Linked DNA regions of Homo sapiens: region 1 is linked to region 2. The links are chromatin contacts, found by Hi-C or POLR2A ChIA-PET in ENCODE. All regions are on one chromosome and are shown on one strand. The core of a region is the stretch at or near the end of the contact, and the rest is flanking DNA. Distances in the headings are between cores, read along the strand shown.

Region 1 (5,458 bases), core at 2,956-5,455, 36 kb before region 2:
GAGGGTTTATCAGAGGTTGGCTGGGAGCCTGGAGAAAGAGAAAAAGATAGAAATCATAGGAAAATTCAACTTTAAAAATAATGTGAAACCATCTTTTGTTAGAACTTGTTACAGTTTAGTTGCTGCCACTGTCATCCCCTGTAATAACATGACTTGTAACCTGATATTAGGAGGAAAATAAGCAGAGGACAAATCACACTATATGTTGTTGTCAGAATTTCACAGATCTTATATACATAAGTTCTCCTGTTACATTACCAGAGGAAAAACTAATTTTAATGGAAGAATAAACAAGATATGATTTAGTTTTCATGTGTTACTAGCCTAAAACATTATTTAAAATATTGATACAAATTACTAACAATATTTTAACCAAATCTGTTCTGGATTATTGATTAAAATTCATCATATAAACTGACAAAATTTACAATGTAATTTATTAAAAAGTTGATGTGAGGGCCCAGCGCAGTGGCTCACGCCTGTAATCCCAGTACTTTGGGAGGCCGAGGCGGGTGGATCACAAGGTCAAGAGTTTGAGACCAGCCTGGCCAACATGGTGAAACCCTGCCTCTACTAAGAATACAAAAATTAGCCAGGCATGGTGGCACATGCCTGTAATCCCAGCTACTCGAGAGGCTGAGGCAGGAGAATCGCTTGAACCTGGGAGGCAGAGGTTGCAGTGAGCCGAGATTGCGCCATTGCACTGCAGCCTGGGCAACAGAGCAAGACTCCATCTCAAAAAAAAGAAAGTAAAGCCTCAAACCTTAAACCCACACATCCTATCCAATTCACAGAAATTATTTTCAGATTCTATGTTTTTCTTCCTTTTGCAAATTCTAGAAAAACTGGTAATTAATTTATCCATGAAATACAGTAAGTTTCTTTTAAAGCTGTACACTTAAGGATCCTTGGCTATATACATAAAAGCTTATGAAGACAAAGAAACTCAATTTCCTTTCAAAAACTTTCATGCTTTTAGCAAAACCGCAAATCTATAGAGCATATTACATCTCCCGCTCAAAAGAAAAGTATGTTGTTGATGTAAGATTATTTTCCTGAATAAAATATACTTGATTCTTATATTGGATTCTTTATAATCTAAAATGCCAGCTATTAAGAGTTGGTAATGAATGTCTACCTCATGTTTGTCAAAAAACTAGTAATCTGAAATGCTTATTGATGGGAAAAAATTACAAATAAAAAAACTTACATGTAACTGGAGCCGCAAAAGGTACAATAAATCAAAAAGTTGAAGATTTTCAAGATCTGCCTCTAAATGAAAGTTCACTCCTAAAAGAAGATGTGATTAATTCTCTAAGAAAACTTAGGGTCAGAAGAACTGAATGGAGCTAAGTTGCTGTTTCCTTTTCTCTAAGAGAAATAGACCATGAGCCTTGTTTCAATTAAGTAGTATCTTAAATCACATTGCTGTAAATAGTCTTTTAGCAGGCTATGGGAAGCACTGCTCAGGTGAGATGTAAGACTATATGCTGTCATTCAAGAGTAACACGTTAAATTTTTTTTTAGAAAATTGATGTGATAGTACATCCTACTTCTGAAACACAATGATGACTGATGTAGACCTATTCAAGCAGCAAGATTGTTTATTGTTGAATCTTAACAACAGATACAAGATGGATTTTTATATCTGACAGTATAATAAATCCTCCTCGAGTGTGGTTCAGATGAGATATTTCCATTAAATAACTGAATGTCGCAATGAAACATCTAAGAAATAAAAAGCCCAGGCATCAGAGAAGACATAACTTTAAGTATTAATACTGAAAACTTAATATACAGACAGATACATATTTCCTACCCAACACATAGTCAAGACAGAAGACAATAGTGGCCAAGAAGCCTGAGATAATAGTCAACTGTATCACCATTCCTGATCATGGATTAAGTACTAAGAAAAGAGGGGTTTGAGGGTTTTTTTTTTTTTTTTTTGGGAGACGGACTCTGTCTCCCAGGCTGGAGAGCAGTGGTGCAATCTTGGCTCACTGAAACCTCTGCCTCCCGGGTTCAAGTGTTTCTCTTGCCTCAGCCTCCTGAGTAGCTGGGATTACAGGCATGGGCCACCATGCCCAGCTAATTTTTTGTATTTTTAGTAGAGACGGGGTTCCATCATGTTGGCCAGGCTGGTGTCAAACTCCTTACCTCAAGTGATCCGCCCGCCTCAGCCTCCCAAAGTGCTGGGATTATAGGCATGAGCCACTGCGCCCAGCCCTAAGAGCACTTTTTATATAGTCTTTTCTCTCAGTAATAAACTAACATTTATTAAGTGAGTATAGTTTATATGTTTGGTACTATGCTAGATATTGTGAAGGTAGGGGGAAGACTACAAATGGTGTAATGGTCTCTGCCCTCAAGGAGCTTACTAATCATCGTGTATATCATCATGCACTACATTTTAGGTGGCACTTGTGCCATCCATTCTTGAGCTCCATCTTCAGTTCTTAGGCTATTTGGTAGTGTTTCCTGAATTTCTTGGTCATCTTCAAGAAAGTCTTGATGAAGGCTTCAACTGTACCTTTGATAATCAGGATATCCTGAGAATCACCCTGCCTGGCCTCACCCACCTCAGGGTAAAAAGAGGGTACAGGCACTTTCTTCAAAGCTCCTTCTTTTGGTGACATCTGGAGCTTCAGAGGCAGTGGGAGATGGAATGGGGGTCAGATCCATGGAGATCATTATTGGCAGCATTATTGGCAGCAATTCCTGAGAAACTGAAACAATTGAGAGAGAGATGGCTTACTTAGCTCACTTAGCTTCTAAGCCATTTTTCATTTCCTGAAAGTAATGGAAGCCAGCAGCCTATTCTTAGGATTTAATAGGAGATTTGAGTAAAATTTCATTCAGGAAGGTTCTCATTTTTCATTTTTAAAAGTTTGAATTCCCTGTTCATACAGAGCAGAGCTATTCTTAACAATATTCCATATTTAAAAAGAATCAAGTTGTATCCTTGAGATACAGATCTCTATCGCTTGGTAATCATCAGCTCTAGCATCTTATTTCACTTAAAAGCAGTGCTCACAGAGGCAGTAAGAAGATGAGGATAACTGAAAAAACATTAACGATATAAAGCAACCAAGTTTAAGACTGGAAAGTGATGCTATCACTTATGTAAAAGAAATAGCAACCAGTTAAAAGATGTTCAAAGTATGTTAAAATTAGCCTAACAGTAGGAATCATATGAAATCTGCAAACATCTGTAACATTGCCAGAAATACACTGTTTTATAAACGCCAATTTGCAGTTGGGCTTCCAGAAAGAACCAGATAATGCCCAGAGAACTAGTATGTCCAATTCAACAGAGACCAATATATATGTATGTGTCCAAACCTAAAACATAATGCAGAGCAGAGTCGAGTGCGATATCGTGTTCAGTACATGGACTATGGAGTAAAGCATCCTTGGGTTTGACTCCTGGCTCTGCTACAAATTAAACTAGAGAGAATCTATAGAAGTAAATGTGCCTGGGCTTTGGTTTAATAAAGCTAAGTTACAGCATTGTTGTGAGTCCCAAAACGAGATAATGTAATCCAAAAACAATTTTATAAAATTCAAAATGTTTTATAAATATTAGTGACTACTATATATTAATTGAGTCCTTAGGTTTATTATGGAATTTTTACATAGGCAGGTGTGGGGGCTCATGCCTGTAATCCCAGCACTTTGCTAGGCCGAGGTAGCCAGGTTGCTTGAGTTCAGGCGTTCAAGACTAGCCTGGACAATATGGCGAAACTCAGTCTCTACAAAAAAAAATAAAAATTAGCTGGGCATAGTGGTGCATACCCTGTAGTCCCAGTTACTTGGGAGGCTGAAGTGGGAAGATCGCTTGAGCCCAGGAGGTAGAGGCTTCAGCAAGCTGTGATCGCACCACTGCACTCCATCCTGGGCGACAGTGAGACCCTTGCCTTAATAATAATAATAATAATGATAGAAAGAAGAGCAGTGAGTTATACCCAGTAGGGAGCTAGAACTAACCTATTAACATCAAGCATTTACCTTAAACATAGAGTGAATCCAATTAAGAAGTACTACTCATATAGGCACCTCCAGGGCTGGTAGGTACTTGCAGGGTAGGAAAAAGTTACTCTGAGTGAATCTTCTAATTCACTGACTCTTCGCCATAGCTTTTGCAGAGTATGCCCAAGAGATGAGTCAGAACCAGAAGACGTCTGGCTTTCTGCTCAGTTTTTTCCCAAGGGAGAAAGTAGTTTTCTGCTTCCCCTACTTAGCCCTTTTCCTTGCTGTCTCCATCATGTGACAAATGTTTGCTCATGTCTCAAGAGTAGCCATTTTAGATCTGCCTGGAAGGATGTGTGGAGGCTCCCCATTCCACAAAGGACAAGAGGTTTATATGAATTCTAGTTCAAGAAAATCTGACACTTCCTCAAAGCATACACACAAAGAACACAATTGTAGATATCAAAGAGTTCCCATCATTTTTCATTTCAAAATACTATAAAGCAGAATAAGTATTTCAGAAGTGAATAAAGACTACAAATAGGAATTCCTTAGTTCACAATATTACTACGTAGACCACCGCTGTGTCTCATCACTCAGATGATGACAACTTCAGAATATGTTTGGAAATTCTACACACATAAATGCAGGAAGTAGAAATTATAGGCAAGCTGCAAAAAAAAAAAGTACCTAAATAAAATTGGATTTCAGAATAAATATAAGTAGATTATTAAGGGAAATAGTTTTTCTTCCGTTGGAAATAAAGGCCCTCATGTAAACAAGGCAGACTACTAGTAAAGAGGAAGACAGAAAAAGAGAATACCATAAATTGGAATAATACAGAGAAAATTAAGAATTAAAACCAAACTTGCAAATGTGAAGGAACCTTGGAAGTGATTTTAATTATAGACTCTCTGGATTTTATTTGGCCAGTATTTGATGAACTTTTGAAGATAAAGACAGGATTTACAGAAACATTTTTGCCAATTTAAACAAGAGGGGAAAGGTAGTGCTTTTACAGCAAAACTGTAAGATGAAATCAGGGATACAAACTGTCAAAGTTGAAAAAGTAAAAAAAGAACATAACTGGATCATAAAGAAATAAGATTATGAAAATCTTTATAATAAACAGAAAATGAGCAGAAACCAAGAACCTGTTTTCAAATTGATTTGCCACAAAAAATCTTGATTGACATTTCCACTGGAGGAACTAAAACAAACCAAAGATATAAAAGTAATGCTACTTTTACAGATGCCTGGGTGTGAAGACAGTAAAACAGGCAAAGATAGCAGAATAGATAAAATTCTCACTGATAATAGTGTCTGCAGTGGTGGAGGCATCCCAAAGAAATCATGAGAATAAAGATTCAACTAACTACTCATTGAAGCCCTGAGCATCCTAGCCTAGAAAAACAAGGAATTTCCCTGGTGCCAAATACAAATTAGCAAAAAAAAAAAAAAAAAAAAAAACAGTGAATTAAATCAA
Region 2 (5,074 bases), core at 2,066-4,565:
TTTGATTTGTTTAAAATTTTGATTCTTAAACTTGCAGACACCCAGAAGAAGTGAAAGCAGGAACTGGAACAGGTATTTGTAAATCCATGTTCATGGAAGCATTAGTTAGTCACAACAGCCAAAAGCAGGCTGCTTCACAGTTCATCAATGGATGAATAAATGAAATATGGTATATACAACTGATTCTTGAACAACAAAAGTTTGAACTGTGCAGGCTTCATAGCATATGGAGATTTTCTTCCACCTCTGCTACCCCTTAGACAGCAAGACCAACCCCTACTCTTCCTCCTTGGCCTATTCAAAATGAAGACGATAAGGATGACAACCTTATCAACTTCAACTTAACGAACAGTGTAAATATTTCATTTTCTATTCTCTTACTTTAAGAATATAGTACATAATACATATAACATTAAATATGTGTTAACAGGCTATGTTATCGTTAAGGCTTCTGGTCAACAGTAGACTATTAGCAGTTACGTTCTGGGGGAGTCAAAAGTTATACTTGGATTTTCAACTGTGTGTGGAGTTGGTGCCCATAACTTCAGCATTGTTAAAGGGTCAAATGTACACACAATGGAATATTATTCAGCCATAAAAGAAGAAAATTCTTTTTTTTTTTTTTTGAGACGGAGTCTCACTCTGTCGCTCAGGCTGGAAGTGCCGTGGCACGATCTCGGCTCACTGCAAGTTCCGCCTCCCGGGTTCATGCCATTCTCCTGCCTCAGCCTCCTGAGTAGCTGGGACTACAGGCGCCTGCCACCAGGCATGGCTAATTTTTTTTTGTATTTTTAGTAGAGACAGGGTTTCACCGTGTTAGCCAGGATGGTCTCGATCTCCTGACCTTGAGATCCACCCGCCTCGGCCTCCCAAAGTGCTGGGGTTACAGGCGTGAGCCACCACGCCCGGCCAAAAGAAAATTCTAACGAATGCTAAAACATGGATAAACTTTAAAGATACTATGCTAAGTGAAACAAGCCAGTCACCAGCAGACAAATATTGCATGATTCCACTTACATATGAGGTAACCAGAACAGTCAAATTCATAAAGACAGAAAACAGAATAGTGGTTGCCAGGGGCTTCTAGGAGGGGTAACAGGGGAGTCACTGTTCAATAGATACACAATTTCAGTTGCAGAAGATTAAAAAAAAACTGTAGAGAAGAACGGATGGTGAGGGCTGCAAAACAATGTAAATGTACTTAATGTTACCTCAGCCTCCTGAGAAGACGGGACTACAGGCACACACCACCATGCATGGCTAGTTTTTTTGGTTTTTGTTTGTTCATTTTTTTGTTTTGTTTTGTTTTTTGTATTTTGAGACAGAGTTTCGCTTTTGTTGCCCAGGCTGGAGTGCAATGGCATTATCTCGGCTCACCGCAACCTCTGCCTCCCGGGTTCAAGCGATTCTCCTCCCTCAGCCTTCCAAGTAGCTGGGATTACAGGTGTGTGCCACCACGCCTGGCTAATTTTGTAGTTTTAGTCGAGATGGGGTTTCTCCATGTTGGTCAGGCTGGTCTTGAACTCCCGAACTCAGGTAATCTGCCTGCCTCAGCCTCCCAAAGTGCTGGGATTACAGGCATAAGCCACTGTGCCTGACCAGCCGGCTAGTTTTTAAAAATGTTTTGTAGAGACAGGGTCTCTCTATGTTGCCCAGGCTGGTCTTGAACTCCTTGGCATCAGCCACTGCGCCTGGCCCAGAAAACACTTTCAAGAAAAGTACGCTTCAGTTTGTGGCATATAATCAAAAGAGAACCAAAACATCTGAGAACAGGAGTAAAAAAAAAAAAAAAAAGCCAAAAAGAAATATTAAAGAAAATTAAACATATAGGTCAAGAATGCATTTTAATAGAAAGTCACCAAATATTTTCTTTTCAAAAGCAGACCACAATGGGCTTTTCTTAAATTACAAAACCATTAGATGCTGAACTTGAATTTTATATTCCACACTGAAGCCCCAAATTCTATCCTCATTATATGGCCCTCATAGGATCAAGAGTAAGCCAAAACATGTTACTAGCATAATTTCTTAAATAAATTATGATAAAATAATGGCAATACTAATATAGAAATCATCATGTGATGTAAACTTCCACCACCCAAGAAGTTCTTCTTGCTATATAATTTAAGGAATAGACATAAGGTGTCAATTTGTCCCAGTGGCAGAGGACAAAGTCTTCAGGGTCTTTTTAACACCTCTTTTATTCCCAACATGAAAAACCACTGCAAATCTGACTTCATCTATAGTCTTTCTCACAGGATTTCTCCCTATCCCCATCTAACTAGTTACGAAAGAGGTACAATTTTGAACTATGTACTCAGTGATTTTGACTCACAAAGTGAGGTCAGAGAGGAAACTTTTCTTTCATCATTAAGTTTCATCTTGTCTTCCTATTAATGAATTTTCATAAAAGTTCCAGGTTTTGTCATCTTATCATATAGGACCTTTAATTCTGATGTCTCTCAAAAAGCTTTCATTCATTTCCATACAGCTGTAGCTCAGAATTAATTAGTAATGTGTAATTATTGAGCAGCCGTATGTGAGGATCTCTGGAGTGATTTACAATCATTAAAATGAAATCAAAGATATGAGCAGACAACCATAAAAAGCAGTATACGAATTAGTGAGTGAAAGTAATGATATTTAGGCTTAATTCTCTGGGACTAAAGAAGATATACCTTCTAACAATTTGGTTCAATAATGATTTTTTTTTTCCATTAGCAAGATCAACAATGAAATGAGAAACATTCACATTCACCATATATACACCATTAAAACAAACCACAATACAGACTCCAGCAGATATCCTAGCTATGAAAGTGAACTCTTCAATCAGCCAAATGCAGTACTGATTAGGGAAGTTCCTACTACATAATGAAAGCAAGAATTGAGGATGAACCTGATTAAACTAATTACGGTAGTTTTAATCTTCCTGGCACATTTATAGCAGAGGCTGCAGAGCCCAATGGCAGGGATTTGCTTTGCCCTTCCATTTAAGGGAGCTCATGCTTCCGTAATAGAAGTCATTTTGAGAAAAGAGTGACATCCTGTTTTATCTCCAAGGCTTTAGGACAGATCACAGCCCCTTAGCTGTCTATTTTGTGTATGTAAAGGGGGAAGAAAGGTTTTACTGAAATGTAAAGATCCAGGATAATTTGCATAATTGCTGCTGCCATGGAGAAGCTGGGCTCTGTGCCAACTGTTCTCTTCTCTACCATAAAAATACCTCTAGCTTAAGCAGCTTTTAAAGTAAACAATCAAGATGAAGGTAAGACTACAGAATCCATCATAGCAAGACTCAGAGATACCTACATACAATCGGGTCTTCTTGCTTGAATAGCATTTGTCAACAAGAACATGGAAGTGAAAACGCAGCAGTCAAATAATGTAGACATGCATTCTGGACCTCTTCATAAATAGGCATAAGGAAAAAAAAAAGCACTCTGAGATGGCACGCAGCCCATAGGGCACAAGTAAGATGACAGAATGTGCCTATCTTCTCCTATTAACAAGTCCCAAATTCTCTGGTAAGAGCTGAGGAGCCTAGACTGGGCGTGGTGTCTCACACCTGTAATCCCAGAATTTTGGGAGGCCTAGGCGTGCAGATCACTTGAGGCCAGGAGTTTGATACCAAACTGGTCAACATGGCGAAACCCTGTCTCTACTAAAAATACAAAATTAGCCGAACATGGTGGCACATGCCTGTAATCTCAGCTACTCAGGAGACTGAGGCATGAGAATCGCTTGAACCTGGGAGGCAGAGGTTGCAATGAGCTGATATTGCACCACTGCACTCCAGCCTGGGCGACAGAATGAGACTCTGTCTCTAAATAAAAAGAAACTATATTTAAAAAAAAAGAGCTAAGGAGCCTAAACACAAAGAATTGGTTTAAAAAATAAAAACAAAACAAAAGGCAATTGGAAAAACACAATACCCCATAGTATTAATAATAAAATTGTTTGACTTGGGTTCATATGGTACCACCTATTTGGGGTAAGTCATTAAGATGTGTTAAACTCTTTCAAAAGGTGTTTGACATCTAAAAATGTTTTGTCTTTCTTCCTTATTTTTAAAATCAGAAATGGGGTCTTGTTACGTTGCCAAGGATGGATTTAAACTCCTGGCCTCAAGCAATCCTCCTGCCTCAAGTCTTCTGAGTAACTGGGATTACAAGCCTAAGCCACCATGCCCAACTTCAAAATGTTTTCTTAAACTAAGATTACTTTCAGATGTTCCTAATTATTTATTACATATTGTCTCACTCTATCACCTAGGCTGGAGTGCAGTAGCACAATCTCAGCTCACTGCAATCTCCACCTCCCGGTTTCAAGTGATTATCGTACTCCATCCCTCCAAGTAGCTGGGACTACAGGTGGGTGTCACCATTCCTGGCTAATTTTTATATTTTTAGTAGAGACCAGGTTTTGCCATGTTGACTAGGCTGGTCTTGAACTCCTGACCGCGGGTGATCTGCCCACCTTGGCATCCGCAATTTCTTAAAAATAGCAATCTACAGATTGTTTTATTCATTCATTTTTTTGAGACAGAGTCTCGCTCTGTCACCAGGCTGAAGCGCAGTGGCGCAATCTCGGCTCACTGCAACCTCCACCTCCCGGGTTCAAGCGATTCTCCTGCCTCAGCCTCCCAAGTAGCTGAGACTACAGGCACACGCCACCATGCCCAGCTAACTTTTGTATTTTTAGTAGAAACGGGGTTTCACCATGTTGGCCAGGATGGTCTCGATCTATTGACCTCATGATCCGCCTGCCTCAACCTCCCAAAATGCTGGGATTACAGGCATGAGCCACTGCACTCGGCCTAGAGATTGTTTTAAATAGGCATGAAAGTTTTACTATATATTTTTAGCAAATGAGAGAAGAGGAAATATTTGAGTAATACAGTTATGACAGTTTTCTTTTCTTTTCTTTTCTTTTTTTTTTTTTTTTTGAGACAGAGTCTCACACTGTCATCCGGGTTGGAGTGCAATGGCGCGATCTTGGCTCACTGCAACCTCCGCCTCCCGGGTTCAAGCAACTCTTCTGCCTCAGCCTCCCGAGTAGCTGAGATTATAGG

The links. Hi-C counts contacts between places; a loop is a spot of excess contacts on that map. ChIA-PET counts read pairs that join two places held with the same protein, here RNA polymerase II (POLR2A). Pooled maps may share reads with other maps.
Region 1: a map of B cell shows a loop between it and region 2 (2.8-fold over the local background). The contact joins two enhancer-like sites. A Hi-C loop is called at or near these places in 5 of 168 maps with a recorded cell type or tissue (B cell, HepG2, heart left ventricle and 2 more) and 6 of 50 pooled maps. POLR2A ChIA-PET finds 5 or more read pairs at or near these places in 12 of 52 experiments (A673, AG04450, B cell and 9 more).

What each region holds. Positions count from the first base shown.
Region 1 is chr1:155,459,871-155,465,328 of GRCh38, forward strand. ASH1L (ASH1 like histone lysine methyltransferase) reads right to left here. Exons shown (of 28, transcript NM_018489.3): 4 at 1-28. Among named protein-coding and RNA genes, the nearest start is that of ASH1L-AS1, 99 kb to the right of the region's middle. Within about 2 kb of position 4,206, at least 2 of the 41 ENCODE cell types and tissues checked have a DNase peak (open chromatin) inside an H3K27ac peak, as active enhancers do; they include A673, where a contact is called at or near this core.
Region 2 is chr1:155,497,141-155,502,214 of GRCh38, forward strand. All of the region lies in intron 2 of ASH1L (ASH1 like histone lysine methyltransferase), which reads right to left. Among named protein-coding and RNA genes, the nearest start is that of ASH1L-AS1, 62 kb to the right of the region's middle. RefSeq lists enhancers at 2,874-3,375, 3,056-3,225. Within about 2 kb of position 3,316, at least 6 of the 41 ENCODE cell types and tissues checked have a DNase peak (open chromatin) inside an H3K27ac peak, as active enhancers do; they include A673, where a contact is called at or near this core.